6 separate regions of the Homo sapiens genome follow, and all the other regions are linked to region 2. The links are chromatin loops, found by intact Hi-C in ENCODE. Cell type or tissue: endothelial cell of umbilical vein. All regions are shown on one strand. Each heading gives the region's core, and the rest is flanking DNA. Links, peaks and the distances in the headings are about the cores only. Region 1 has its middle 9.6 kb from the start of LINC02695. Region 2 overlaps PICALM (phosphatidylinositol binding clathrin assembly protein). Region 3 has its middle 19 kb from the start of LINC02695. Region 4 has its middle 86 kb from the start of CCDC83. Region 5 has its middle 25 kb from the start of LINC02695. Region 6 has its middle 42 kb from the start of LINC02695.

Evidence for each region. A loop is a pair of places that touch in the nucleus more often than their neighbours do. Peaks named below come from ENCODE experiments on the same cell type or tissue, not always from the same donor. Only the 100,000 strongest peaks of a DNase experiment are listed, where the experiment ranks them.
Region 1: a loop joins it to region 2, with 4 times the contacts of the local background. A loop is called at or near these places in 97 of 110 quality-filtered maps.
Region 3: a loop joins it to region 2, with 6 times the contacts of the local background. A loop is called at or near these places in 7 of 110 quality-filtered maps.
Region 4: it touches region 2 in a loop (4-fold over the local background); 9 of 110 quality-filtered maps call a loop at or near these places.
Region 5: a loop joins it to region 2, with 6 times the contacts of the local background. A loop is called at or near these places in 35 of 110 quality-filtered maps.
Region 6: a loop joins it to region 2, with 5 times the contacts of the local background. A loop is called at or near these places in 7 of 110 quality-filtered maps.

The regions. Positions count from the first base shown.
Region 1 is chr11:86,200,569-86,205,615 of GRCh38, reverse strand. No RefSeq gene overlaps it. Among named protein-coding and RNA genes, the nearest start is that of LINC02695, 9.6 kb to the right of the region's middle. RefSeq lists enhancers at 2,405-2,905, 2,906-3,406. In endothelial cell of umbilical vein, for the core only: no CTCF peak of the experiment used is centred there; no DNase peak of the experiment used is centred there; H3K4me3 peaks cover 293 bases; H3K27ac peaks cover 454 bases.
Region 2 is chr11:86,039,269-86,044,315 of GRCh38, reverse strand. The region is part of intron 1 of PICALM (phosphatidylinositol binding clathrin assembly protein); the gene reads left to right. It overlaps LOC124902730 (a long non-coding RNA gene), which reads left to right. Exons shown (of 2, transcript XR_007062822.1): 1 at 1-1,554; 2 at 1,788-1,927. Among named protein-coding and RNA genes, the nearest start is that of PICALM, 27 kb to the left of the region's middle. In endothelial cell of umbilical vein, for the core only: a CTCF peak has its summit at 2,243 (motif pointing left); a DNase peak (open chromatin) is centred at 2,245; H3K27ac peaks cover 1,321 bases.
Region 3 is chr11:86,171,719-86,176,765 of GRCh38, reverse strand. No RefSeq gene overlaps it. Among named protein-coding and RNA genes, the nearest start is that of LINC02695, 19 kb to the left of the region's middle. RefSeq lists cis regulatory regions at 1-595, 1,791-2,288. In endothelial cell of umbilical vein, for the core only: no CTCF peak of the experiment used is centred there; DNase peaks (open chromatin) are centred at 2,425 and 3,675; H3K27ac peaks cover 3,609 bases.
Region 4 is chr11:85,938,689-85,943,735 of GRCh38, reverse strand. No RefSeq gene overlaps it. Among named protein-coding and RNA genes, the nearest start is that of CCDC83, 86 kb to the right of the region's middle. In endothelial cell of umbilical vein, for the core only: a CTCF peak has its summit at 2,202 (motif pointing left); a DNase peak (open chromatin) is centred at 2,165.
Region 5 is chr11:86,216,176-86,221,222 of GRCh38, reverse strand. No RefSeq gene overlaps it. Among named protein-coding and RNA genes, the nearest start is that of LINC02695, 25 kb to the right of the region's middle. In endothelial cell of umbilical vein, for the core only: a CTCF peak has its summit at 2,549 (motif pointing right); a DNase peak (open chromatin) is centred at 2,572.
Region 6 is chr11:86,148,998-86,154,044 of GRCh38, reverse strand. It overlaps the pseudogene RNU6-560P. Among named protein-coding and RNA genes, the nearest start is that of LINC02695, 42 kb to the left of the region's middle. RefSeq lists an enhancer at 2,179-2,679 and a cis regulatory region at 2,270-2,780. In endothelial cell of umbilical vein, for the core only: no CTCF peak of the experiment used is centred there; DNase peaks (open chromatin) are centred at 1,734 and 2,274; H3K27ac peaks cover 1,947 bases.

The DNA of each region.
Region 1 (5,047 bases), core at 508-4,507, 160 kb before region 2:
ATTTTTGCAATCATCTTAGCTACTGTTTCTGTATTGATGTTACGCAAACGTATACCACTTTATTGGTAAACTGTTTGTTATTTTGTTTTTATATTTTAGTTGGTTCTACTTCTTTGGGTGTCTTTTCTATTGTCTTATTCCTTAATGTGTATGCTTTAAATGTGTATGTCTGAGATACTGTTAAAAAAAAAGATTAATTTTACATTTGGATGGCTGGTAAATAACATAATTTTAGTGGACATTTATTACAATAAATAAAAGAGAAGAGTAAATTCTTGTAGGTTTCTATGAAATCAGTTTTCTTGTAGCATTATACTCACCTAATATAGACTAAACAAAACATTCCTGTGCTTAACAATTAGTAGCAAGTCCATGCCATTCACTAAATATTTATTGAGGACTTTCTCTGGGCCAGACACATATGGGGTAGAGCTCACAGGACATAGCAAGATGCTGTGTGTCTAGAGTTAAAAGAGCAACAACAGGCCCTATCACTCTTCTGCTTAAAATACTTGGATAGCCTTAGGTCCAAATCAGTTCAAAATATTCCTTTACCATCCAGACACTGGCTCAAGGAGCTCAAAAAGGGAAAAGGTGGCTTTAAAATACTGAGCTGTGGCTGGGTGTGGTGGTTCATGCCTGTAATCCCAGCACTTTGGGATGCTGAAGAAGGTAGATCACCTGGGGCTAAGAGTTTGAGACCAGCCTGGCCAACATGGTGAAACCTCATCTCTACTAAAAATACAAAAAATTAGCTGGGTGTGGTGGTGCACACCTGTAGTCCCAGCTACTCGGGAGGCTGAGGCATGAGAATTTCTTGAACCCAAGAGGTGAAGGTTGCAGTGAGCTGAAATTGCGCCACTGCACTTCAGCCTGGGCAGCAGACTGAACACTCTGTCTGAACAACAGCAACAACAAAAAGATGCTAAGCTGTGCCTCTGACCCTGCATTTTTTCCTCTTTGCTATGTCTTAGTACTTTCTGGTCATGTTTCATATTAATTATTTCTGGTTTCCTGTCAGCTTTGAATTAATCCTAGCTTTGTCCCCTGGGCCCTCACTTTCAGATCCTCTCAGTTCTATTCCATGCATATTATGGGGAGTGTCTTACCCTACCCATAACCACACCCAGCTTCTGTAAGTATAATCCCAGAATGGCATCTGAGACCCCACTTGCCTGGCAGAGGAGTTTCGATGTGTTCCATAGCTTTGATGTTACTATTCCTTACTTTAAGACACAAGATGCTTTTAGATCTGACACATGTTCATTTCACTAGCTTGTCTCCTGCCATTCCTCAACTAGGATGTTATGGATCTGTCCTATTGAATTTCTTGAGCAGTTTCTGGAGCATGTAATTTTATTTCCCATCTCAGTTTTTGCACATGGCACATTTCCTTCTCATAAAAACCCTTGCTCCACCATCCCCAATTCTCCAGCTATCTCCTCCTCTTAACCTCAAAGCTAGTTTCAGGGGTCGCATCTCCCAAGAAGTTCCAATCTCACTTAGATGCTTCTCCTTTAGGCTACAGTGTTTATGGCACAGTAGCAATTGCTTTACTTATGTGTCTCCCCCCTGCTCCCAGATTTTGAAAGAGGTTACCACATTTTATTCGACTTTTTTTTTTTTTTTAAACAGAGTGTCACTCTGTCACCCAGGCTGGAGTGCAGTGGTGCCAGCTTGGCTCACTGCAATCTCTGCCTCCCGGGTTCAAGTGATTCTTATGCCTCAGCCTCCCAAGTAGCTGGGATTAAAGGTGGGTGCCACCACACTTTGTATTTTCAGTAGAGACAGGGTTTCGCCATGTTGCCCAGTCTGGTCTAGCATTCCTGAACTCAGGCCATCTGCCAGCCTTAGCCTCCCAAAGTGCTGGTACTGCAGGCATGAGCCACCATGCCCAACCTTTTATTAGACTTTCTATCCTATCCCTAGCCTATGATAGGGACTCATTAAGTGACTATTGAGTAAATCAGTGAATGAATGAATTAATGAATAAGTGAATATATTGCCTAATACGTCTACTTAAAGCCTCTTAGAAAGCAGGTGTGGTATGAATTGTAAACAAACAATAGTACTACAATCTTAATATGGAGGGTGAAAAATAGAAAGGTCTTCAACAGATAATATTTTTTTCTATTTATATATGTTCCTTTTTTTCTAGATATGAGCAAAAGTCTGAGTGCCAATTGCTGAATCAAGATTTACCCAAATGTTACCAAAACCAATGGCAAGTTAGTCAAATTTAGGACTCATCAGTGAGTTAACAATTATTGAGTATCTATTATGTGCACATCACTGTTTATAAGGATGTTGTGATTTAGTGAGGGAGCATATACAAAAATAACCCTGAGGAAGGGCAGACTGTAATAATCAGATTAGAGACTCAAACCACATTCTGTGGGATTCAAATGGAAAAAAAGATTAATTCTTATTAGAAGTAATGAAGTCAACAATGTATGGGGTGGGCACAGGCTGTGAAAATCAGGACAACCAGCTAATTAATGTTGCACAGAATAAATGGTGAATTGCATAACATCTATTGCTTGTCAGCTGGTTGTTTTGCTCTACAACTGCCTTAACCTCTGAGTGACATGGAAGTGAGAAAAAGAAGGAAGTGCAGCAGGACTCAAAGGGGAAGAAATGACTCTTGCTAAAGAAGGAAGAGAAGTGGAACCAACCACAGGGAGGAGAGATGGGGTAAAAATTGCTTTGAGGCCGGGCGCAGTGGCTCACGCCTGTAATCCCAGCACTTTGGAAGGCCGGCCAAGGCGGGCGGATCACGAGGTCAGGAGATGGAGACCATCCTGGCTAACACGGTGAAACCCCGTCTCTACTAAAAAAAATACAAAAAATTAGCAGGGCGTGGTGGCGGGCGCCTGCGGAGGCTGAGGCAGGAGAATGGTGTGAACCCGGGAGGCGGAGCTTGCGGTGAGCGGAGATCGCGCCACTGCACTCCAGCCTGGGCGACAGAGGGAGACTCCGTCTCAAAAAATAAAATAAAATTGTTTTGATTCCGTTGTAGCATTTCCTTGAGTCTCTTCAGTTCTAAGAATAGGGAAAGGAAGAAAAGAAGAGAGCCTGTCATGGAACCAAAGGAAGACAGCATCAAAATAAGGAGAAAAGAGCAAAGAAGCAGAAACAACTTGGAATTATGCCACAGAATTATGCCACCATACTGCTGCTTATAAAACGTTCATACTGAAAACGTTTTAGTGACGGTACAAATAAAAAGGTGGAGGAGGCATGGTTGTAGATAACGGTCTAAGGAAAAAAGTGTGTTACTATGGTTATCATTAGAACTTTTCACAAATAGTCCCACTCTTCCCATTAATGTACACTGGGGGATCAAACTGCCACCTCCTTTGAGGATTTATATGGCTGTGTGGCTTGCATTGGCCAATAAAATGTGAGGGGAAGTGACAGATATGTAGAGTGTATGAGAAATACCTTGCAGCCACTGAGATTTGGAGTGTTAGTATAAGCTAACCTGTCTTTACTAATACAGTTACCCACAAAGAAAAGGAAAAGATTGCTAATATTTATGCAAAAAAAAAGATTGAGAGAGATAAATTTGTAGGACAGGTCAAAGGAGTACTATAAGAGTTGGATTTAAGTTAGAAATAAAATGTAAAGCTAAATAGTTAAGCATTATAAAATGTGTAATAATTTCTTTCTTCTAATTATTGTATGTCTTTCTCTTTGTAATATTCTTCTTCATACACAGCATCTGCTTTTACAGTTTCAACTACTGCCTCAGTGTGAACACTTAGAAACTCATCTATCTGTTTTGACAATAATATTCACATTTCTAACTGCCTACAAAAATGTACATATTTTAAAAGACTCCCAGTACAACTGTTCACACATGTTCATGTCTAAGAATGAAACAATGAAACTCCCTAGAAGACCAAACCTCCCCCAAAAAAATTCCTTTCCCCTTCCTGTTAACAAAATCTCCCCTCAAGCTTTGCTAGTTAACTTAGATCACTTCCTCCTTATTCCTCTTTATTCAATCTCTGCTTCAAAATGCCTCTCAGATTTACCACTTTCTCTACTCACATCTCAGCTACCCTAGTCCAAATGTATTTAACTCATAACTGGACCATGGTCATAAACTCCTCTCCTCCTCTCCAATATATTCTCCCACCCCTCCATCCTGCCCACTCTTTCCAGACTAATCTTCTCTCCACAAAGATCCTCTGTGACCCCTCAGCCTGTGTCCAACAGCATTCACCATAGCCTGCCCCTCCAGGCCTCTCCCACTGCTTACCAGCTGCTGTGCTCAGGCTGGCGTGTTAGGTGTTTGCTGTGCCGTGAGCCATTCTGCTCATTCCTCCTTCCTTATTTTACCAACATTTTTACCTCCAACTCTGCAAGTGCTCTCACTTTCATCTTCCCAGTAAAAAATCCCACACATCTTTAAAGCTCACCTTATATCCCTTTTCCTCTTTTCCCAGAAGACTTACTCAACAAATCCCACCCAAAGAGATCCCTCCCTTTCTCTACCCACATAGCACTAGTCACAGAGTTTAAAGTTCTCTGAGAAGTCATATAGAACAATCCTTCAATTTTATAGTTGAGGTTGAGAGACTTGGTTAGTCCTGCAACCAGTTAGTGACAAATAAAACTAGAATCCAGATGTCTCGAATGCATTTTCTTTCCCACTGCATTTTACTGCCTTTTCTTTGTTAACTGCAAGATGTTTTACAGTTTAATCCTATTCAACCTTATATTTTGTTTAGTGTTTAAAAATCATGTATCCTTGATTAGATCATAGGCAGCTTAGGTGCAATGATGTGATGCAGGGTCTATATTAGATAAAAAGCCCTTATTGAGGGGGCATTTAAGGCTGTCGTTCACAGTAAGGTTTAATGTAGGGCCAAACCATTAAACTAATATGTTTTGGAATAATTGGGAATCAGAGCCAGGAACACAAATCAAACCAAGGAGAAAAAATAAGAGAGTAATTTAATGTCAGGAGCTTAGAAAACCAGAATCAAGAGAAATGAGGAAGGTTCCAGAGTACAAACTCCTTGGTTGAATTATAGGT
Region 2 (5,047 bases), core at 461-4,460:
CATAGGCCTCCAGGCCACTGGTGACACACTACCACTGTTGCCATAATTCTTAAAAGTCATTTTATGTGGGGCTCCTTCCTAGCAACCTCCCTCAAACACATAGCTCCATCCCTTCCAAGAGCTAAGAAATTTTTAGCACTTGCCACCATCTATTTGTTCATTTGTTTACTGATTACATTCCTCCCATTAGTATATAAGCTCCGTGATAATAGAAACTTTGTCCACTATTGTATATTTCTAACTCCTAAGACACTATTGGCGTATTATAGTATGCAGTTAATACTAGAATAAATGGGATTTCTGTTTGTTCTTACTGAGGTTTGCAAAGCTTCATGAAAGTGGAATATAAAGATTCTCGTTGTTCTGTGTGCATTGGGGACATGGAACGGAACTTGTGTTTTCTGAGTGAGGGAGCCTCTGGCAGAGAGTCTAACTGCAATCCATTATTCCCTGTGACTGGGCAGAATTTAAAAATTTTTAAGAGAAGAGATGAAAAATCTTCTGGATTCCTACTTAATTTAGACATGGGTTTGGCTCTTAACGAAAAACTTTAACCTACCTACAGGGAAGGCTTTTTCGCTGTTACCCTTACTTCTGTCTCCTGGATCTTATGAGTGGAGAAATGAGCCTTTGTTTCACTTACAAATCCACAAATATTTATGCTGTCATATGAACACATGTATAAGGCGCTGTGTCACATTGTGGAAGATACAAAGAGACAGGATTCCTGAGAATTTAACAAAGTTAAGAATGAGTGTTATTAATTAAAACAAAAATGGGACATTTAGGTTATAGTTGAGACCATGTTCTTGTTTTTTAAACGTGAGATGTTTTTGGACACAGAGGTGAAAAATTCTAATGTCTCTAACTCCCCCAGAAGACCTTAGATTGATTTTTCTGAGAAGAAATTTGTGAATGATTTGCATAGAGATTTTCTTTGAGGTTAAGAAATTAGATGAGTTTCCCGGGGTGAAAAAAACAGAAGCAGAGATTATTGTTAAAAATGGTCATGGGTAGAGGGGTTAGAGGGCAAAGTAGGCAGAATAGAAGCATGTTTGTGTTTTAAGGAGGCTAAGAACTAGAATATAGCACTCATAAAAGGAAAATGCAAATGCACTGTGAATAGCTGCTACTGGTAGTGTATTAATTTCTTAGCTACATGTAAACTTTTATTAGTGTGCTTATAACTAAGGTGATGTGTAATATGTCATCCAAACTTGGGTCACTTTTAAGAGTGAAAGGGTGTGCTATCTGAATGGGACCCTGGACAACAGGTGTGAACCAGGACTGTTCCAGCAAAACCAGGACGGTTGGTCATTCCTAACTAATAACGTACTTTTCTCCAGACTTAGTCCCAATTCCTTTAACCTCTCCAGAATTATCTATAAATAATTATAGATATTATACCATAAATGTTTTTTCCTTTATAGTACTCTGATCTGCACTTGCAGAGCCTCTCAGTTGTTGGTTTCTTTTTCCCTGTCTTGTTGGAAAGAAAGGAGAATTTTTCTGCCCCCACTCTGGACCCTGCTTGGGTTCACAGCATTGGTGGAGGTAAGTAGTATTCTCAATGTATTGTTAGTTGACTTTCATTTTGCTTAGGAAATGAGGTTTCTGTATTTTTCTGATCCAGTACTAGATTTTTTTTTTTTTTTGAGAGTCCTGATGATATTTAACTGGGCTAACGAACAGTTAGTAAGTTCTTAGCATGTAATACAAAAAAGTGTTTGTAATTTTGGCATTTGTTCTTAAATTACTTGATACTTAATATGTTTTCTTTCCTATAGGTGGGGTTGTCATTGTGAAATTTAAGATCTTCAAAGAAGAGAATGTAATTTATACCATGAATATGTTATTTTTTCATGTTGGAGCACTGTAATACTTTCAGTTTGTTTTCTTATTGTTTAAATAAAATTTTTAATTCTTATATTAAGTGATGAGTTTTTATTCCATTAAGTAGCTTTTTATTGTCTTGTATTTCTGATAAATTTAAAATTGACATAGAAGTAATAAATCTTTGAGATGGTGCTTACCAAAATATGATTTTCCTCATCCCTTACAGTAATCCTTATTTGGAATCTAGGATGGGCCTAAGGTATCTAGGTTTGAAAATCACCACTTTAGAGTACTAGAATGGAATCCTAAACAATCTCAGATTTAAGAATGTGGTTTACAGATGAGCCTGAATGCATCTGTGTTCTTGCCAGGGTCCTGTTGTTCCTCTGTACAGTCTGCCATCTAGTGGTAGGAATGCAGAGTTTACCAGAATGCCAACGGAAAGCTCTAGGTTTACACTTTCTTATATTAAGAAGGCTTACGTAGTAATTTAAAACATTTTGATAATCAGAGGAGGGGGGAGGAACAACTCTTTCATTTGAAAATACAAGTCAGTGGCAGTGAAGTCAGAGTATTCCAAGAGTATATGTTTTTCTATAGAGCATTTTCATGACTTAAACTTTCCACTTTTGTTCTAAGAGTTTTTGTATTTATGACATTAGTGGGTAAAGAGACAAATGAAAGATAATTTTAAGAGACAGTAGATTAGACTGATCTGAAAAATGTGTTTTCAGTGTTGATTAAAATTTTAGAGCAATTACATAATGACTTCATTTAAAACAATTTAGTTTGCACTTTTAAAATTAAAGTTTGAACAGTTCGGTAAATTTGGCTTGGGTTCAGCCATGACTTAAGAGGCTAAATTTCAGACATATATTAATATATAGTATCTTAGGAGTTTGCTTTGTGTACCCAGTTCTATCTGAATTCTTTCTTCTCTACATATTCCCTTTTCAGTTCCTCATCTTTCCTCTGCCACAAATAAAAAGGATGTCAGTCCTTTCTCTGCCAGGAAAATGCCTTTTAAAAAATCTCTTCTGTGTTCCGTTCTTGAAGTAGAGGCTTTTTATTGAGGTAGTTCATAATATCAGTATAGTGGCAGGAGGAGGAATATGGGGTGGTATAAACTTGAAAAAGCAATTATGCTGCTCTCTAGATTGCTAATATATTTTTTTCCAAATTTGCTGCACTGAAGCTTAGACTAAATAGAATATTGTTGCTTTCTACAGATGTCTTCTAAGTTACATTTCATTTACTAGTATTAATTTAATAAATATTTAAGGTGTATCCTGCTAGGTGCTGGCAATTTGAGGATGAAGAAGTCATGGACTGCCTTTAGTGAGCTCTCTCATAGGAGAGACTGATATATGAGCTAGTAATTGTAATGAAGTGTGAAAAGTGCTGTAACTATTGTATGATGAGTTAAGAGAGTATGAAATTGAAACCAGGGAAAATTTGCTTTCCCCTCCAAAACAATTGCCTGGTCTTTTTGCCATCTCTGAATCCTATACATACAGATTACAATCACCATAATGTATTGTGAGGCTGTATCTTTACCCCCAAAGACCTCAGTTTAGTAGGGGAGAAATTTTGCATCTTCTCAGCTTTGTATATCTAAGTATTTGGCATATACTTAGGTGAATCCATTGTTTATTTGAATTGCATCCGGGTCATTTCCAGCAAAAGGGATAGCTCTGAAAGTGTGTGGCTTCATCCTGTGTCTCACTTAAAGCATTTTGGAATATATACACACACTTAAACATATATACACCTATACTGTTTGTACCTGAATGTAAGGTAACCCCAAATATAAAGCAAGCCTGCATTTTCCCAGAGACATTGACAGCCCCTCAAGTTTTATTTATTTAACCTATTTAAATATGTAAATGTTAGGGATATAGATGAAGCAGTCAGCCTCATAATATTGAAACTCACTAGTTAGAATACATATGAAAGATTACTATAAAAAGTAATCTGGCTGAGTGCGGTGGCTCACATCTGTAGTAATCCCAGCACTTTGGGAGGCCGAGGAGAAGGATCCCTTGAGCCCAGGAGTTCCAGACTAGCCTGGGCAACAGAGGGGGAGACCTCGTCTCTATAAAAATAAATCAATAAAATTTTAAAAAGTTATTAGAAAGAGAAGTAATCTGTGATTTTAAAATAGTAGTTTCTTTTCGCCACTCATACATACCTCACCACATGACATTTGACTCATTTTACATTCATGTATATATTGGATATTTTGTGTTTTTTTGGTCATCCACAGCCCCTTTTTTAAAGTTATATAACATCTTTCCTTTTGTGTAAGATCTTTCTAATTTACATTAGAAATTTTTTCACAGACTATCACCATCCATTCTTATAACACTAAGACAGTTTGTTTCTTTCGTTCCTCATGTATATTTCTATATTTCTGATCTCTGCATCTGCAACATAACTTTATTTTGTTGCCTTTTTTTTTTTTTTTTTTTTTTTTGAGACGGCGTCATGCTCTGTCGCCCAGGCTGGAGTGCAATGGCGCGATCTCGGCTCACTGCAAGCTCCGCCACCCGGGTTCATGTCATTCTCCTGCTTCAGCCTCCTGAGTAGCTGGGACTACAGGCTCCCGCCACCATGCCCAGCTAATTTTTTTGTATTTTTAGTAGAGATGGGATTTCACCGTGTTAGCCAGGATGGTCTCGCTCTCCTGACCTCGTGATCTGCCCGCCTCGGCCTCCCAAAATGATTTTGTTGCTTTTTAAAGTTCTGAAGACACCCAACACAATTTTGCAATTATGTGGTATATATTCCCAGGAATACTTACCTCTGTTAAATTTTTTATTTCTTCATAAGCACCTGAAACTAGCATTGTTGGAGGTCTTTTCAGGTTACCTTCTTCAGGAAGAACTTTGTTAAAATAAACAGACCAGATAATGAGATGATTTGTGAAGACTTATGGCAGTTTTTCTATTGAATAGTTTTTAGAGAGGGAAAGTGCTGTCATTTTACCTGGCAATTTTACAAATGGTAGAATTATTTTTACATTTCTGGTGGGGGGAGGATTGCCTTTTAAAATTTATTTTAATTTATTTTTTTTTAGACACAGAGTGTCACTGTGTTTCCCAGGCTGGAGGGCAGTGGTTGTTCACAGGCATGATTATAGTACATTACAGCCTTGAACTCCTGGGATCAAGGGATCCTCCTGTCAGCCTTCCAAGTAGCTGACTACAGG
Region 3 (5,047 bases), core at 308-4,307, 130 kb before region 2:
GTAAAGAGAGGACTGTAACAACAGTGCAACACTCCCTACCTGCCCTCCACGCACCCCACCCTCCACCTCAGGGTTGTTCTGAGAATTAAATGAGATCATCTATGTGACGATATTCTACACTACGCAAATGTAAGTTCCCTTTATCAGATTTCAGATTTGATGAGTCATTTCAGACATTAGTTCTTGACATATTTCCTTCACTTAACCCCACCACTAATTATTTCTTCTTTTTTCCTTTTCTTATTTCCTGTAGAAATTATAAAATTGGTCCTCTGCATACCTCTTGATGAAGTCTACCCCTATACCTTATCTAACATCTTTCTGGCTCCATTCCCCATTCCCACTTAGATCTGCCAGGTCTCACTCCCTCATTGTGTCAGTAATTATTCAGAAAGTCTTCTCCCAGCCCACACTATCACCATGCACAGCTGCATATCTGACAGTGACATACTTCATGTTCGATCTAGTTGTAGTCATATATAGAAACCCAAATAATGATGGAATAAGAGTTAAGTCATGTGTTCCAGAATTAGCATTATCATTGATTATCTAGTGGGCTTCAGGCCATTCAGTTAAACAAACATCTATTCAGGTCAGGGGGTGGAGGAGATGTTCCCTGCTGTGCAGAAACTCAAAATTTTTAAGTCACACAGATTTGTAAACCTCCAATTATGAATAATGAAGTGGTACACACATACAAAAATATTATTGGCACATTGGGGAAGGAACAATTTGATGTGCCTTTGAAGGCTGTAGAAAGCACCACTGCAGAGAGGAGGTGACATCTGAGCTTGGTCTTGAATGATGGATGTCTAAGATTTTAAAGTCCAAGAAGGAGACCAGGTTGAAGGAGGAACATTAACAGATGAACAGAATAGCTAGATGAAGGAATGGCAAGAGTTCGGTGTGACCGGAGCACAGAATGCACAGTGGGGAGAATAGGAGATAAGGCTAGAAGGAACACTGGGCTGAAGTCATGTAGGATCTAATGTGCCAGGTTCATATATCTGGGCTTTGTTCTATCCAGCCCTTCCCAATCAGGATTCCACCAGAAAAATTAAGCCCTGATGACTTAAGACATCTATCATACAAATAAATTTCTCTCCCCTGTACACCTAGAATGGTATTAACTATGTACCATCCTGGAAAGACCTGAAATAGTCACTCAGATAATTTTCTGGAGGGCTTGGTTCTCACATGGAAGCCCAGGAGAGAAAGCCTGCTAGGCAGTGCAAGCCATCCAACATTTATAGAAAGCAAGTGACATCTTCACGTCATAGAAACACTGCTTGGGTGGCAATGAGAAGAGTGCTTTAGAAATAGTACAGGCAGAGGATAAGTGGTTAACTAAACTGCTGTTGCAATAATTCAGGTGGGTGACAACCAGGGCTCAGGGTGGTGACAGTAGAAATGGAGGTAAAGGACACCTTAGAGACATTTGGGAGGCAGAATAGATGGTGTTCTTTAGTGCTGTCTTCCCCAGCTCTTTGGCTATGATATGAAATCACCAGCTCCCTCCAGCTTCAGGCTGGAACCTTCCTAAAGAGGGCAAGAAGTGGCTGGGTGCAGTGACACACGCTTGTAATCCCAGCACTTTGGGAGGCCAAGGCAGGCAAATCACTTGAGGTCAGGAGTTCGAGACCAGCCTGGCCAACATGGTGAAACCCTGTCCGTATCGAAAATACAAAAATTAGCCGGGTGTGGTGGCATACGTCTATAGTCCTAACTACCTGGGAGGCTGAGGCAGGAGAATCGCTTGAACCAAGGAGGCAGAGGTTGTGGTGAGCCAAGATCATGCCACTGCTCTCCAGTCTGGGCGACAGAGCTAGACTCCATTTCAAAAAAAAAAAAAAGAGGGCAGAAGTGCACCAGCCACAACTCAGCATGGGGGTGGGGTGTGCTGCCACTGCTCTGGACCTTATCACATCTCTGGTGAACTCTGCACACCCTGATAGCCTCAAGTTGTGACTTTTCTTCACACCCCCTCACCCTCCTGGGCATGTTGGTCCAGTCTTCACAACTGACCTTCAGCCTCATTCTTCTCCCCAGCCACACATTTCAAAAGTGCTACCCTGAACTCCACACTGCCTGGCTGGGTTCCTGACGCTTTGCTTCCCTAACCCAACTCATTCTTCCAAGGAGCTGGATCCACTCCCTGTGCTCCACCCCAGCCCTAGGAGTCCTACAGCTGATGCAGCATTGCCAGCTCCAGTCCTGCTCATTCCCAGCTTCCTCCCTATGGGCCATGTGGCTGAGGTCTTATCATGCCTTATAACTAAACTGACCGGAATTTAGGCACGTCATCACCAAGCCTCATCTGGGGCCTGTTTTCTCATTTGTAATGTGTGGGGATTGTACTAGGTGACTTCTAAAGGATCTCCCTTCCAACACTAACATCCTGTGTTTCTAAGTAGGCCAACTGTAAAAGAAGTCTGCATTGGCACAGAACAATTGAGGCTGGGAGCAAGTGAGTCAGACTCAGCAGAAATGTCAAGCTCACTGTGGAGCCAGGAGATCAGAGTGCAGCATGCCACTGGGCAGACAGGAGCCAGGGCCTTGAGCCAGAGATTAGCCTACCCAGACAGCTGTGCGGACGAGATGACGGATGCCATGGCTTGCTTATTAGTCACATTGGTGTTCAAGGAATTAACCACTTCATTTTGTGCCCTCCAAAGGATAACATTCATTTATGACCTAAAGCTATTTAGCAGGGAGTTTGTAATTCTACCTTTCTCACAGTTACTGCTGGTGATTTAGGATTCAATATTATCCCATTACTATTTTGTCCATTTGCTTGAAATTGCCATCCAATGGGCATTCACTGACCATCTAGTTTTACTCTCAAGACTTCCTAAGTCCCTCTCAGATGCCTCTCAGTGTGTGTGAAAGAAAGGGCACAGACCTTTGGAGACCTACATTTGAACCCCACAGCTACTTACTAGTCATGTGGTTCTGGAAAAGTTAATCTCTGAAGAGTGTGTGTGTGTGTGTGTGTGTGTGTGTGTGTGTGAGAGAGAGAGAGAGAGACAGAGACAGAGTCTTGCTAGAGAGAGAGAGAGACAGAGTCTTGCTCTGTCACCCAGGCTGGAGTGCAGTGGCACGATCATGGCTCACTGCATCCTTCGCCTCCCTGGTTCAAGCAATTCTCCTGCCTCAGCCTCCCGAATAGCTGGGACTACAGGCGCGTGCCACCATGCCCAGCTAATTTTTGTATTCTTATTAGAGACAGGGTTTCACCATGTTGGCCAGACGGGTCTTAAACTCCTGACCTCAGGTGATCCACCCACCTTGGCCTCCCAAAGTGTTGGGATTATAGGCATGAGCCACCGCACCTGACTAATCTCTGAACTTTTGATTCCCCATGTGTGAAATGGGATAATAATAATACCTGCCTTGCAGATTTGTAGCCCAGGTTAAAGTGTCTACTATACGGGAGGTTCTCAGTAAAGAAGTTCTCCTTTACAGAAACCCTGCTGTTTTGCATGTCTTGAAATCTCTGCCTTCAGGATTGTTTCTCTTAGGTTTGCCTGGCCCTTTCCTCTCTTTCTTCCTTAAGCCTGCAAGGTCCCTGCTGGTCCACACAAGTTTCTGCTCCAATTCCAGACCTGCAGCATGCTGAGTCAGCACTAGCACTTCCTAGCGTAGGGGCTTTTCTCCACCCCATCATGGCTGAGCAATCACAAGCCAAGAAAATCTTGATCAGAAGATAAGATCATAGCTAAAGGCTCTGAGAGCTCCATTGTCTCAGCTTCAGATGCTGTTATATAGAAGATTAAAACCCCAGTACTGTGACTCAGTGAGGGCCCAGTTAGGAGATTACAAGACACAGTGCTGAAGGGTTAAAGGTGATAAAGTAAGGATGCCTTCAAGCTACTGAGTATAGGAATTAGCTGTGGGCACACATCTCTGGCAGGCTAGGGACTAACCTTCCTGGTTCCTTCTTTCAAAGAGATGCTAGTGTCAGGGACTAGTACAGACATGGGTTGCAGGGCCTTAGAGATCTTTTGTTTACCCTCTTTTACACAAATGGAGAAACTGAGGCCCACAAGCAGGAATTAACTTGCCCAGATTTATATAAAGAGAAAAAGCCATAAATGCATTCAAATGCAGGACTCAACTCTATGTTCCAACTGTTTCTATTATCCTATGATAAAATAGTGATTGTTAAAATTCAATGCATTGGGGACACTCACTAAACTTGACTCTTAAATAAGAAGTGTGGGGAATGTTGTTAACAGGATTTCTAGCAGGAGAGCATTCACTTTTTCATCAAATATTTATTGAGTCCTAGAAGGTAAGTAATGGCCAAATTGTTAAGGGTATAAGAGGATATGCTTAGGCGTGTGGTTTTTATTTTGTAGGCAACAGTCCGTCAAAGATTTCAGAGAAGAGGATTAACATGATCAGCTTTAAAGAGAGCATGCTAGCAGCAGAGGAGAGGATTGGAAGGTGTCAAATTAGATGCCCAAGGACTTAGGGGGCTTTTAGAGTAGTCCTGGCAAGAGATGATTGATGGAGATCTAAAGAAGGGCAGTGGCAGTAAGGACAGAGAGCAAGCAGAGCCAAAGGCCATTTCTTCTTTTTCTTTTATTATTCTGAATTGACATATAATAATTGTACATATTTATGAAGTACAGGGTGATATTTTGATACAAGTATACCATGTGTAATGATCGGGTCAGGGTAGTTAGCATAGCCATCACCTCAGACGTTTCTCATTTCTTCATGTTGGGAACATTCAAAATTCACTCTTCTGACTATTTGAAAATACACAATCATTGTTGTTAATTATAGTCATGCTACAGTGCTGTAGAACACTAGAACTTCCTCCTTTTTAGCTGCACTGTTGTATTTGTTAACCAACCTTTGGCTATTCCCCCTCTGCTCTACCCTTCCCCACCTCTAGTAACCATTATTCCACTCTCTACTTCCATGAGATCAACGTTTTACGTTTCTACATATAAATGAGAACCTGCCAAACACCATTTCTTAAATGCGGTTAATGGGACTTGGTGGTCAGTGGAAGGGCCGAGTAGAGCAGGAGGCT
Region 4 (5,047 bases), core at 403-4,402, 100 kb after region 2:
AGGTCTTGCCACATGGCCTGGCCCCAAATGGGCCAGTGACCAACTAGCCAATCGTGTAACTTCCAGGTAGTTAACCACAAGGTCAGGCCTCAGTAAACTGCCCAGCTACTGGGGCAGATTACCATAGGTGTCTCCTTCTTGGTGATCACCATCCATACTGCCCCGAGTTCAGCTCACTGACTTTGTCCACCTCCAGTATCAAACCATATGGTATCAATACTAGGCTGGACCGCAACAGCAGTCCAGGCAGCAGTAACACCCTGGCTGGACCCATCTTTATACCATGCTCCACTGGGAATGGAAGAGGTGCCTGCCCCTCTTTAAATGGTAATGGCTCAGGGTTTAAGGGTGCCTCAGGTTGACCCATGGCCTTATCTTGCATCAGGACTACAGGTCCCAAGACTTCTTGTAATTCTGCTGATAAGGGGCTTTTACTCAGGGTACTCTGCTGTTTTGACTAGGCTCCCCACTTTGCTAAGGTAGATGTCTGTGCCATCCCAGTCCGGAGGGTCATTACCCGTGAAGGTACCCACCCCACTATTGGGTAAGTCATCTACAGGCATGACTACTGTTGTTTGTCCCATCACACTCTCACAAGCCTGAAGGGTGGCATATGCAGCTATTAACTCCTTCCCTATCAATGAATACCAGAGCTCAGCTTCCTTCCAAAGTTGGGACCAAAAGCCTGCCAGTATTCTAAAGCCCTCTGTGTGCTGCCATAGGCCTTGCCAAAAGCATCTGTGGTCACACGCACATCAAGTTCAAATGGGCGCCCCGATCAATTACTTGTAGGGCCTGTGCTTGCTGTATGGCCCACTTGGCTGCCAGAAAAGCCATCTCAGCCTCATTGTCCCAATCCCAAGTAGTTCCCATTTTTGTCAACTGACACAACGGTTTTACCATCTGAGCCAAATGGGGTACAAATGCCCACCAATATCCCAAGAGGCCTACAAAAGTCTGTAGTTGCCTCATTGTTGTGGGCCGGGTATATGCCTGAATTTTATCAGTGATGGCCTCTGGTATAGCCTTTGTTTTACCCAAGCAGATAACTACCAATAATTTGGCAGACAGTTCAGGCCCTTGGACCTAGGATTTGTTGACTGCCCAACCTCATGCTGCCAAATGTTGTTGTAAAAGGGGTGCCACCACTTCTGAACCTGCAAGAGAATCAGAGGTTAACATAATATCATCAATATAATGGAATAGGTGGATTCCCTTTGGACACTTCCAGGCGGCTAAATCCGTGGCAAGGAGACCATGATGTATGATGGGGCTACACATATAGCCCTGCGGCAGCACTGTGAAAGTCCACTGTTGCCCTTCCCATGTGAAGGCAAACTTCCTGGCTCTCTGGAGCAATGTCAACTGAGAAGAATGCATTGGCCAAGTCCACCACATAGTGGTACTCTCCCAACTTCATTGTCAAGGGGTCCATCAAATCCATGATAGAGGGTACAGCTGCATGTAAAAGGGGTATTACTTTATTTAGTTCTCAATAATCCACTGTCATCTGCCAAGTTCCATCAGGCTTCTTGACTGGCCATACTGGAAAATTGTAGGGTCTGTAGGTGTTACACATTATCTGCACCTTTTCTAACTTCTTAATAGTCTCAGTTATCTCTGTATGCTCACCTGGCAAGTGGTATTGACACGTGGAAGTAATCCATAAGGGTTGTGGCAGGACATGGAGCTAGTGATGTGTATGTCTGTGGAGTACCAGCTTAACCCCACATACTTGGAGTCTGAATTCCCCATCCGTGGTTTGTAAAGCCAAGCCATGTAAAGTATCCACCCCCAAAATGTATTCAGGTATGGGAGAAACATAGTTTATAAGTGGGGAGCCAAGCAGCCAATGCCAAGGTGCAAAGATGCAGGTTTCACTTTCACTGACTGACCTCTATAGCCATCTATATATGCAGCCTTGCCTGGAAATTTATCCAGGTTCCCACAGACGAGAGTACAATCTGTGCCAGTGTCTACCAGCACCAGCACCCGCTGTATGTTGGTGGGGGACCAGTGGATTGTCAATTCCACTTGTGGCCTCCAGTTGTCCAGTGTTCCCCCAAGCCGAGCACCTCGGCCAGTTCCCTTATCAAACACAAAAATTTCTATACCTCCATCCATCTGCAAGTAGTGCTTGAGATGGAGTGGCCGGGGGTACTGAGCTGAGCAGCATCATCCTGCCACCTCTTGGGCATTTTCTGGAATTGCTGCTCCAGGGACAGTTGCCTCTACAAAGTTAACGGCACTTCATTGGGTTGCCTATCAATTTTCTCTTGGTCAACCCTATCCAAAATCAAATCAATCTATATCTGGTGGCATGTGGGTCATCCACTGGGGCCCCTTTTTGTCCCATGAGGTGGCACCCTGCAGAAGGGGTACTGTTCCCCTTTTTATGGTGTAGATTCCTAGGTCCCACTAATGGCCCTTTGCTTCCCCAAGGGCCGCCATGGCAGTAGTCACTTCAAGTATGTGGCACCCCACATATGGAGTGAGGAGAGCGGCCAGGGAGCCGAAGGCACTTGGCGGGGCAGAGCCCAATACAAGGTCCCTCATGTGGGAGGTAAAGCGTTCATCATCTGGCCCTCAGGTATTCAGATCGAACATAGCCTGCCATATACCCATCTCCCAAATTACTTGCACCAAATCTGTATACAACTGCCATTTACTCACAGTTTCTGGTATTTCTCTGGTGTCATTCCATACCATTTGTATGGCCACCATCAGCCATTCAATTAGGGTGTGCCTATGTCCTGAATGGTATTGTCTAGGTTTCCTTCTAGGGTTTTTATGATTCTACATCTTACATTTAAATCTTTAATCCATCTTGAGTAAATTTTTGTATAAGGTGTAAGGAAGGGGTCCAGTTTCAGTTTCCCGAATATGGATAGCCAGTTTTTCCAACACCATTTATTAAATAGGGAATCCTTTCCCCATTTCCTGTTTTTGTCAGCTTTGTCAAAGAGCAAATGGTTGTAGATGTGTGATGTTATTTCTGAAGACTCTGTTCGTTCCATTGGTCTATATATCTGTTTTGGTACTAGTACCATGCTGTTTTGGTTACTGTGGCCTTGTAGTATAGTTTGAAGTCAGGTAGTATGATGCCTCCAGCTTTGTTCTTTTTGCTTAGGATTGTCTTGGCTATACGGGCTCTTTTTTGGTTCCATATGAAATTTAAAGTAGTTTTTTAAAATTCTGTGAAGAAAGTCAATGGTAGCTTCATGGGTATAGCACTGAATCTATAAATTACTTTGGGCAGTATGGCCATTTTCACAATATTGATTCTTCCTATCCATGAGCATGGAATGTTTTTCCATTTTTTTTGTGTGTCCTCTCTTAATTCCTTGAGCAGTGGTTTGTAGTTCTCCTTGAAAATGTCCTTCACATCCCTTGTAAGTTGTATTCCTAGGTATTTTATTCTTTGTAGCAATTGTGAATGGGAGTTCCGTAATGATTTGGCTCTCTGTCTATTATTGGTGTATAGGAAGGCTTGTGATTTTTGCACATTGATTTTGTATCCTGAGACTTTGCTGAAGTGGCTTAGCAGCTAAGGAGATTTTGGGCTGAGAGGATGGGGTTTTCTAAATATACAATCATGTCATCTGCAAACAGAGACAATTTGACTTCCTCTCTTCCTATTTGAATACCCTTTATTTCTTTCTCTTGCCTAATTGCCCTTGCAGAACTTCAATACTATGTTGAATAGGAGTGGTGAGAGAGGGTATCCTTGTCTTGGAAGCACAGCCATTTTCCTTATATAGTCACTTGATATTTTCTTCTGACTCAAATTCACACTGTGAAGGAAAAACTGCCACAACTAACAAATTAGGTGGGATTCTTAACATGTTATGACTGGCTTGCTTTAAAATCATGATCCGAACTCTCCAAGTGTGAGAGAAAAAATCAATTTCTGTTGACCTGCTGAAATCAGTGAGTTGCCACATAGGCTGTTTTTGTTGGTTACTAGAAGCTGTTTGATTTGTCCCAGTGGAAAGTAAGTTTTTTTTTTTTCCTGAGAAAAATAGAGATAAATCTTACCTATAACAAGTTTACCATTCTTTAAAAAATGGCAACTTCACTCCATTTTGAAGTGTAAGATACACCCGTCAAATACACAAACCTTAAGAGTCCTGCTTGATGAATGTTTACAAAGTGAGCACACCCAGGTTAATTACCACTCAGATCAAGATTACCAGAAAAGCCCTTCATGTCTCATCCTAGTCATTACCCACCACAAAGATAGCCACTGTTCTGACTTCTATCATCATAGATTGGTTGCTTGTCTTCTTTTTGAGCTTTATTAAATTGAATCATACTGTATGTCTGCCTTCTTTCAATATTACATCTGTAAGATTCACTTGTATATTATAGCTACACGTGTCAGTAGTTTATTCTTCTTTATGCTGTGTGATATTCCATAGTGTGACTAAGCACAATTTACTTTTTTTTTTTTTTATTGAGTGCTTAGTAGTGAGAATAGCACAATTGACTTACAGGTTCTATTACTGATAGTTATTGGGGTTGTTTCCAGTTTTTGGCTATTATCATTACAGCTGCTGGGAACAGTCTTGTACATGTCTTCTGGTGAACATAAGCATTCATCTCAGTTGGATATAAAGCCCAAAGTGGAATTGCCGTGTCATGCAGTATATGTATATACATGTTCAGGTTTAATAAATATTGGCAAAACATATTTCAGTGTTCATTCCCAGTTACAGTCTTGCCACCAATTATATGAAAGTTTCAGGTGCTCTGTATTCTTGTCGATGTTTAGTTTCTTCAACATTTTCCTTTCTTTTTTTACTTTTACTTTGTTTTTTTTTTTTCAGACAAAGTCTTGCTCTGTCACCCAGGCTGGAGTGCAATGTCATGATCATAGCTCACTGCAGCCTCAACCTCCAGGGCTCAAGCAGTCCTCTCACCTCAGACTCCCAAGTGGCTGGAACCACAGGCACATGCCACCGAGGCCTGGCTAATTTTTTAATTTTTATTTTTGTAGAGATGGGGTCTCACTGTGTTTCCCAGGATGGTCTCAAACTCCTAGGCT
Region 5 (5,047 bases), core at 344-4,343, 180 kb before region 2:
ACCATAAAAGGTCAACTAAGTGAGAATATGGGAATGGGTAAACTTAGATCTTGCATCTTGCAAAGACTTCTGGGACTGGAGTTTCTTATCTTTACCCTCCTATCTCAGCACCCTCCTCTTGTAGATCCCCCCCCCACTCCCCCACACAATTTCACTTCTATTAAGAGCCTCTCAGAATATACTCAGAACAGCATCAGAGGAAAACATTAAATAAAGTTTTTTAACAGATAATAGTATTAGATGTTCAATAAAGAAAGGCTCCTAGCTTCTTATAATTGAGTGCTGGTGTCCTAATCAGCTTCCTCCTCAAATCCTACACTGATGCCCAACTGGGTGTAACTGGTGTTCACCCAGTGAGGGCCTCAGTGATTATGAAAATAAGAGAGCTATGAGCCAAGACTGGTGGACCACAGTGGAGCAACTTACTTTGCTGACTGGAGTACAGCATGTCTTCACAGAGATTTAAAATAGGTTTTGGAGGGTAGAATAGGAGGGAGGACTTCCAGGAGAAGGAAACAGCACCCACAAAAACACAGACGAGTGAAAGAACACCATGTTTTTGCAGGAATGGCAGGTAGTTTAGACTTCTTTTAAGTAAGTCAGGAAAACATCCTGATAAAATAGTGAAATTAAATCAGTTTTTAGAAAAATAAAGAACTAAAGTTTAGTAAATGTGAAAAGTCCCACAAATAGAACTCCTTATTCCTTTAAAATCACGGATACAAAAGTTGTTCCTACACATATTAATCTGAACATCTGCAATTGTCATAGGTTCCAAAAACTTTAGTTTAATTCTCCAGAATCTCCTAATATCTTATTTAAAGTCATTCTCCTTTTTTTTTTTTTTTTTTTTGAGACGGAGTCCAGCTCTGTCGCCCAGGCTGGAGTTCAGTGGCGCCATCTCAGCTCACTGCAACCTCTGCCTCCCGGGTTCACACCATTCTCCTGCCTCAGCCTCCGGAGTAGCTGGGACTACAGGCGCCCGCCATTACGCCTGGCTAATTTTTTGTATTTTTAGTAGAGAGAGGGTTTCACTGTGTTAGCCAGGATGGTCTCGATCTCCTGACCTTGTGATCCACCCGCCTCAGCCTCCCAAAGTGCATTCTCCTTTTTGATTGGCATCACCTGCTGCCTTTCTCCTTTCTCACTGTATTTAGAGCAATCTTTGCCAAATGATTTTTGTGTCTTTCCAGACCATGATGTGGTTGACTAAGAATTTGTTTAAGCCTAACTATTTTTCAGTTCTTCATTTGACTCAAAAAGTAGTTTGTTGTAGAATAGAAGCTTCCCCTTGAAACAGCATATGGCAAGACCTGGAATTAAAAATAGACTTAACCACTGAAAAATTCTTCCATAAAATTAAATTAAATACGTAGTACAATTCTCTTTTACCATGTTATCCTCAATGGATAAAGATGAACTTTTCTCCTTATTAAAATTGAGAATGTTGCAGAATATTTCCATTATGTGCGAAGAAAAGAGGAACTGGCACTTATTAGCACACATAGTATGCCAGTCTCTGTGACAGGTGCAATCTGAGCGCCATCCTACCACTATGCTTGAATAGAGAGATGGTCATACAATGTCAACATGGTAATAAACTTCAGAGGTCATATAACCCACTGCTTTGGTTCTTTAGAGAAAACGCTGAGGCCCAGAGAGTAGGTTAGTGATCATTCAGTTCATTAAAAACCAAATGGGACTTGAGCTGAGTTTTCTGACACTTAGTCAGTGTTCTTTCTATAACATACTGGTATTCTCAGGAGAGAATTCGTCATGACTTATAGTTACATAGTCACCATTCTTTCCTGTATCTCTGTCTGCCCCATCTCTTTCTTCTATTTCTTCCTTTCTTTGTATTTTTTCATCTTTAACAGTAATGTTTTCTCTATTCTTAGAAAATTGGGTGTTTGAAAACAGCCCTCAACAACTTAATTCAACTTTTATCTAATGATTATTAACTGAATACTGCATCTTAGACACCGTGCTGGGTAATTGGTTGGATACAGTAAGATAATATATACAGATATAACTAAAATACAAGGCAGTGTATGATAAGAACTTTGTAAATAAGTTTTACAGGATTTCAGAGGTAGGTGTGGGGAAAGTGGCCAGTGAACTGGGCTTTTAAAGAATGGAAAAGGTTTTCATAAGGATAAGGGCTGAAGGTAGGACAATAATTTTACACAAATTGAAGAGCAGTAATAAGGATACAGAAGAAGGGAGCAACGCAAGTTGGAGAGATGTCAAGTAGAATTGTATGAGTAACAAACTGTCTTACAGGAGAAAATGGAGGACAAGGCTGAGAAACAGGCTGTTTTATTTCTGCAGCAGGGCAAGGGATCCTTCCCCTTATCAAGGCTAGAATACAAAGAAGGTGGAAGCCCCTATGACAGTCAGCTGTCATAGAAGTTGTAGATAGGTCACCTAGAGGCAGCACTGGAAACCAGCGAAAGTCAGCAATCCAGGTGACAAAAGTATCAACGAACTGGTACGAAAGCTACTACCAACTGGTACAAAAAGAACCACAGTCCAAGGAGACGCTTACTAGCACACGCCTACCTCCAGGGGGTGCTCAAGGCTTCCGTCCTTCCTTCCAAAGAAAAAAGATCTCTGAAGAGACTCCAGGACAAAATGGGGATTTCAGATATAGATGGAGGTTTTAGAGAAATGATTCTGCAGGGGATTCTGTTGAAGGAATAAAGTGGTTATAAACAGAAGTGGGCTGAGAGACTTTCCCCGTCAGTGACCTCTGGCGACTCGGCTTTTGTTAACTCTTGTAATGCTTTCATCTTTTCATCTCTTCACTGCCTTGGGATTGGTGTCTGGGACGTTCTCAAGTCAGGAGGGCAAAAGTAACCTCAGGGAGTCCACTTTGTTCAGTCCAGCTGCTGAGGCAAGAGATCTGATAGGGTTTGGAGCCCAGCATGAACTGGCAGCAAAGCATAGGCGTTTGTCCAGCGTCCTCTGTGTATGTGTTGGATGAGAAGCTTGTGCAGTCACATGCAGGATTCAGAATCCTGGCAGATTCTGAATCCACCTCCTAATTGTACAAGATTGGCATCTGGTGTGGTCTCGCAAGGGACTAAGATTTAGGAGGAAGGAAATTCATAGCAGGATTCTTGCTGCGAGGAAATCTTACCCAAACCTTTAATTAGTGATTACCAACAGGCAGAGATGGATAACTATTTCTAAAGAAAATGTACTCTTGAGAGGCTGAGACTACAAAGGCACATAGCTGCATATTTGTGAGGCTCCATCCCTTATGGTGGGAACAGAATCTGGCCTCGCCAGGAGTCACTTTTGGGACTAGAACATCCTGCCAGCAGAAGTCTGGAATTTGGAGAAATGCAAAGCCAATTGTGAGGTAGATACCTTCTCTACAAAGTAAAGATTGTGTTCTTGGACAGAGCCAGCCCTCATTTAATTTAGGAGTGAGAAGGTGGAAATGCGAGAAGCAATGGCTTGAATCTAGGATCCTGGAGAGGTGTTTAATCCGTAGGAATGAAGCAGACCTGTGAATGACATAGGGAAGAAGGGTGCCAATATCATAAATTGTTAGTTTTGTTAGTTTTAGTCCACGGTGGTGTTCAGACACAACTGTCTGGGAGGGAAGGCAGCCTGCACAGGTGTTGAACTTACCCTAGCATGTGGGTGTCAGAATGTCACAATTAAATCTTATTTTTTCTTTATACATTCAGAGAGCATTTAAAAAATTCTATTCTATGGTTCCAGTTATAGGAGTCACATTATTATTCTAGCATGCCATCTGATATTAAAATAATTTAATATGAAGGCCTATGGGTTCTAACACAATAACTTCTTATCCTATCATTTACATACTTCTAATTTCTAATATCTCCTATTTTATTCTATTTATTTATTATTTAAAGGCAGGGTCTTGCTCTGTCACACAGGCTGGAGTACAGTAGCTACGATCATGGCTCACTGCAGCCTCGACCTCCCAGGCTCAAGTGATCCTTCCACTTCAGTCTCCCAAGTAGCTGGCACTGTGGTTGCATGCCACAAGTCCAGCTAATTTTTTTAAAATAATTTTTTTGTAGAGATGGAGTCTCACTATGTTGTCTGGGCTGGTCTCAGACTTCTGAGATCAAGTGATCCTCCTGCCTCAGCCTCCCAAAGTGCTAGGAGTACAGGCATAAGCCACTATGCCTGGCCTCTCTTATTTTTAAAAATAATACTTATCTTTTTATCTCATTATAAAATTTATGAGTAATTGATGCAGAAAATTTGAAAACACCAGAAATACAATGTAAAACAAAAATTAGTCATAATTCTACAACTCAAAGGTAAGCACTATTAACTTTTTTTAAAATTTTTCTTTGAGATAAGGTCTGGCTCTGTTGCCCAGGCTGCAGTACCATGGCATAATCGTGGCTTGCTGCAGCCTCAACCTCCCAGGATCAAACGATCCTCCCACCTCAGCCTCCTGAGTAACTGAAACTACAGGCACACACCACCATGCCTGGCTAAATTTTTAAATTTTTTGTAGAGACAAGGTATCCCTGTGTTGCCCTAGCTGGTCTTGAACTCCTGGGCTCAAGCAATCCTCCTGCCTCAGCCTCCCAAGGTGTTAGGATTACAGGCGTGAGCCACCAGGCCCGGCTACTATTAACATTTTGATGCATGCACTTTCACTATTTTTTACTTTATGTGTGTGTATATTTTAAAACAAAAATCATCAAAATTTACATTGTTTTGTAGCTTTTTTTTTCATTTAGTGATTACGGAACTATTTCAATGTCAATAAATGATCTACATTACAATTTTTTCCCCTATAATACTTCTTATTATACAAGTATTAACTGTGCATTGCTTTGAGCTTAGAAAATGGAGAAAAATTGTACAGAAAGAAATAACTCATCCAGAGATTAATTGCTTTCAATATAGTCGTCTATTTCTTGGAAGATTTTCCCCCATCCCTTCTTACTATTAGTCCACAGATCCTCCAGCTCAGCCAATGATAGCAGCTGTAGTCAGCTGGGTAATGGCCATTCAAAGATATCCTTGGAACTTGCAAATGTTG
Region 6 (5,047 bases), core at 344-4,343, 110 kb before region 2:
AGGACTACAGGCACATGCTACCACATCCAGTTAATTTTTGTATTTTTGGTAGATACAGGGTTTCCCTGTGTTGCCCAGGCTGGTCTTGAACTCCTGAGCTCAAGCAATCCGCCCTCCTTGGCCTCCCAAAGTACTGGGATTACAGGTGTGAGCCACCACCCCGGCCTAGTTTCCTATTTCCATTTTGAGGTGCCTGACTTAATGTTCTACAAGCAGTAATCAGTTTAAATTTTGTGGACCAACTAGGTAAAGCAGTTAATTATAATTATGCTATCATCATGCATGAATATACATTAGAGTGGTGCAAATGCTTTATTTGAGATAAATTTTTATGTCCTCTAAATTAAAGATTGAGTAGCAAATCGAAATTAAAACTAGAGGAAAAGTCAAAGTTCACCTTCTAGCTAGAGTTGTTATAGCAACTCCAGGAAATAAATCTGCATACACAGAAGGGAGAGCAAGAGAAAATAACTGTTGATCTCTAATATGAGCTCTAGGCAATTGTTTTTCTATTTCTTCAATACTTTCATGTTGAGATGACTAGGATTATGATTCTTTCTTTCATGTATTCCATTATATTCTCTGTCATATTTTTCTCTTGAAACCTGTCTCAGGAAGAATCAACTTTCTGAAGGAGACAGAATCATCATGCCTTCACATTCCTAAAGATGGGGTAACCTGGGTTTGTTCTTTCTCTCTCTATATATATGTTTAATATGGAACACTTCATGAATTTGTGTGTCATTCTTGTGCAGGGGCCATGCTAATCTTCTCCGTATCATTCCAATTTTTAGTATATGTGCTGCCGAAGCCAGCATGGGGTTTGTTCTTTCTGATCCCATTTGGTTCATTCATTCATTCAACAAATATTCCTTGAGCATTTATGACACTGGTTTTCAACCTGGTTACATAATAAAACCACCCAGGGAACATTTCCAAAATACCATTACCAGGTTTCACCCATAGATTAATGGAGCCCAGGCCAGGCCTGTACATTTCTAAAGCTCCTCAAGCAATTAAGATGCATATGAGGGTTGAACACAGCTGCCCCATGATATATTAGGTCCTGTGCAAACAAGAGGGGATGCAAATAAAAATAAATAATTGCTAACATTTATTGAGGGTGCACACTGTATGTCAGGCACTATTCTCAGTTCCTTATGGGTTTTAACACATTTAATCCTCTCAACAACCCTACAAGGTATTACTGTTTATAGACAAGAAAACTGAGGCACAGAGAGGCTAAGTAACTTGTCCAAGGTAACACATCTAGGAAGTGGCATCTGGAGTCCATCCTCTCTTTTCTATGGCCCATCCACAGTATCATAGTCAAGTAAATAATGAAAAGACAGGAGATATGTATCAAGAAGAACACCTAGAGTGACAGGTGGAGGAAGGAGATAGGGTCAGGAAGGCTTCCTGTAGGAGGTGGCAGTTCAATTAAATAGAGGAAAAATGGAAACCAGAGAGCAAAGTGGGGTACAGAGTTCCTCAGATTCCTTCCTCCCTTGTCTTGCTACACAACCTGCCTCCCTCCCCTAGTCCTGGGAGCTCTGTCCTCCCTCTTCTCCACACTGAAAACACTGGAATGCCCTCAATCATCCTTAATATGCCTAACATTTCAACTGGGAAGTCTGAAGTCATGCACAATTACTCATGCAATTTTTCCTCCAGACAATAGGTCCTTCTGTGTGCTTCTCATTCAAATATATAAAGCTTCACTCTGTTGTTTTAAAAAAGTCTTTGTTGTAGAAACAATTCACAAATGTGTCAAACACACATTGGTTCCCCACCCCCTTCTCTGTCCCCTCACCTGATTGGGATGCTAGCTTGCCAGGGACGTGTGCCCACTTGCCGACTCTGCCCAGAATGGAAGCTAGCCCTGCATTTCACATCACTTCTAACCAAGTAGGGCTCTAAGTTTAAGTTTGAGGTTAACCTCAGGGGGCATTTAGCCACACCTGCCACCTCCTCTGCCTGGCCTCATGGGTGGGAACAGACTTCTTTTGGAGAAAGGGAAATGCTTGATGCTGCTAATTAACTGTGGGAGGAAAGGAAGCCCTCTCCAGACAGCAAAAATACCAAAGAAGAACATTATAAAAAGCAGCCTTTGTACCAGCCAGCCACATCATTCAGCCCAGCCCAGGCTGGGGCTGGAGGGAAAAATAACAACTCTAGCAGCCACTAAGTTCCTGCATCCCAAGTGGGCACCTCAGGAGGTCATGCCCTGAGTGAATGTCTGCTAGAGGAGGGGGTTCCAGGACGGTGGCGGGAGTCTGGCTGCCTTCCCAGCTGGTTTTTGGCAAACCACAGGAAGCTGCCTGAAGCTGGCATGTTTATATGGTGACTTGTGAGACTTCCTTAGAATAGCAACAGGTCTGTTTCATAACTTAAAAGCCAAAGAGTGTGTGTCCATGGAGGTATGAGGTGGAGCTGCAGGACCTTACTTTAGAGTCTGGGTAATCTCACTAGGGCAGGTCGCTTTCCCACCCTGTGCTTATCAATTTAGGGGCTGATCCTCACTCTGCAGATGGGACTATCTTAAACAGAGAAGTGTCAGCTTCCAGCCAGCCCAAATCCCTGAGGCTTGATTGCTACAGGGCTGAACTAAGTTTGAGTATCTGGGAGACTCAGGGTTCAGCAGGGAGTCTGTTGGGGAGGGCTGGGGTTGCTTCAAGAATTGGGATTTGTTCACAAGTAGGAGGGCAGTCAGGCTTTTTGGCTGGGACCTTAAGCTCAAGAGGCTGCAGAATTTGGCTGCTGACCAGTACAGGGGAATGAGGTGAAACCTGAGGGTGGCCTGAGAATGGAGGATTGAGGAGCTTAGAATTTGAAAGCTGTCAGAGCTACATTGGAGGCTCTTGGAAGGCATGTTTACAGGGTCTGCCTTATTTTATAGGGGCTGGGACTGATTCCCAAGACTCTAAATTGCCAAAAGCAGGAAGTTGGGGTACTAGGATTTCATACCAGGCAAGTTTCCCAGTCTCTCACTCCAATAACATTTTTGCATCTGGGCAGACAAATGGGAGATTCCACCACAGTAATACCACATGTACAGGATCCTTGGCAGCTGCGCGTGTGGTGGCACATCCCTTTCCCTCCCTTCCTATTGATATAGGATCTCCTTTATAGATTCTTCAAGTGTCAGAACTGAAAAGATTTTAGAAGCCATGTAGACCAATTATTTTATTTAACAGGAAAGGAAACAGAGAACCAGAGAAAAATGACTGGCACAAGGGCATATAGCTAGTTAGTAATCACTAGTATTGAAGCCAGTTTTGTTGACAACCAGTCCAGGGCTTTTTCCACAACACCACGCCCTTTATAACAAATAACATTCGTATATCAGGGGCTTCTACCCATTCCATATTGTATTTCCCATTTTACTCTCTTCCATGGAGAGTACCTTGAACTGTACCTTGCTCATGGTTAAACTACTTTCTGAAAAGTTTCCAATATTTGGTATTTTGACAAAAAAATAAATAAATAAATAAATAAAATAAAACCCTATTAGGTTAGAAAGAAAGAGGTTATCACAGCCAGAGGCTGCCCATGTGAAATGTGACCAGGGTGGAAGAGCAAAGTCCCAGAGTCTAAGGCCTTGATGCTCAAAGTTGTCCATGGACCAGTAAGCATGGGTATCACCAGGGAGTCCCACCCAGATCTGCGGAATCAAAACCTGCATTTTAACAAGAGCCTACATGATTTGACTAAGTTTGAGTAGTACCTCTTTGAGGCAAGGCTCTGCAAAAATTCCTTCTCTTCCTCTTCCTCCCCAAATGCGTAACCTTCTACCACCTCCCTCTTGCTCCTTTCTTCCACATGCTCTGTCCCCAGTTTTACTATGTTAATCTGGTTCTGCCTTTTCTTGAAATTTTAAAGCCACAAAGGGGTGGAGTGGGGGTGGGGAGGGGGGACTGGATGTATTTTAAAAGGGGACTGAAAATGGAAACTTTTGAGAAAAATAAAATATGGCCAATTGGGAAGATCTTTTGCAGCTCCAATGTCACGTTGTTAATGTTGAAATATAAACATCTACTATGTTTATATTGGCTTACTTGTAAAATCATCAACTTTGGTTATATTTAGGAATTTGATGGCTTGGAAAGCACACTGAAAAACTCTGAGAACAAAAATATTTTTCCCCTTAACTTTATGGAAAATAAGAAAATCTCTTTCAAAAAAAACAATTCCAAGAACGTCTTTTCTCTACTTTCTTTATTATCCCCATCCACCATGGCACCATGGTACATTTTTTCCTCTTAGCTTTCTTACTCTCTTTGTTCCTAGTTCAGTTTTCTCATTTCATTAACATTTTTAAAAATTGGGGTTTTCTTATTATTTATTTTTTATTTAAAAATTAGGAAATAGAGAAGTAAAAGAAAGCACAACAGAATCCCGCTGATGTAGAAACTACATAAACTTCTTATATAAAGGTATCTTAAACCTTTTTGTGCATATATTTGTTAACAAAAATGGGATAATTCAGAATATAGTAATTAATATCTACTTACTTTTAAGTGGAACTATAAAATACTAACTTCTTTATATCTGTGAACATACCTCAACAACATTATTTTTGTTAAATTCTGCCATTGAAATTGTATCATGATTGATTTGGTAATATTTCTATTGCTGGATATTTAGGTAATTCAAACTTTTCACTATTAAAAGCACTACTGGGCATGGCACAGTGGTTCATGCCTATAATCTCAACACTTTGGGAGGCTCAGGCAGGAGGACTGCTTAAGGCTAGGAGTTTGAGACCAGTCTGGGCAACACAGTGAGACCCTAATCTCTAAAAAAAAAATTAGCTGGACATGGTGGCCCACCCCTGTGGTCCTAGCTACTCAAGAGCCTGAGGTGGGAGGACCTCTTAAGCCTGAAAGGTCAAGGCTGCAGTGAGCCATACTTGCATCACTGTGCTCCAGCCTGCAACAGAGCAAAATCCCATCTCAAACAAACAAACAAACAAACAAAAAGGAAAAGGAAAAATAGAAAAGCAGTGAAAAGCAATACTGCATATTCTTAATGATTTTATTACCTT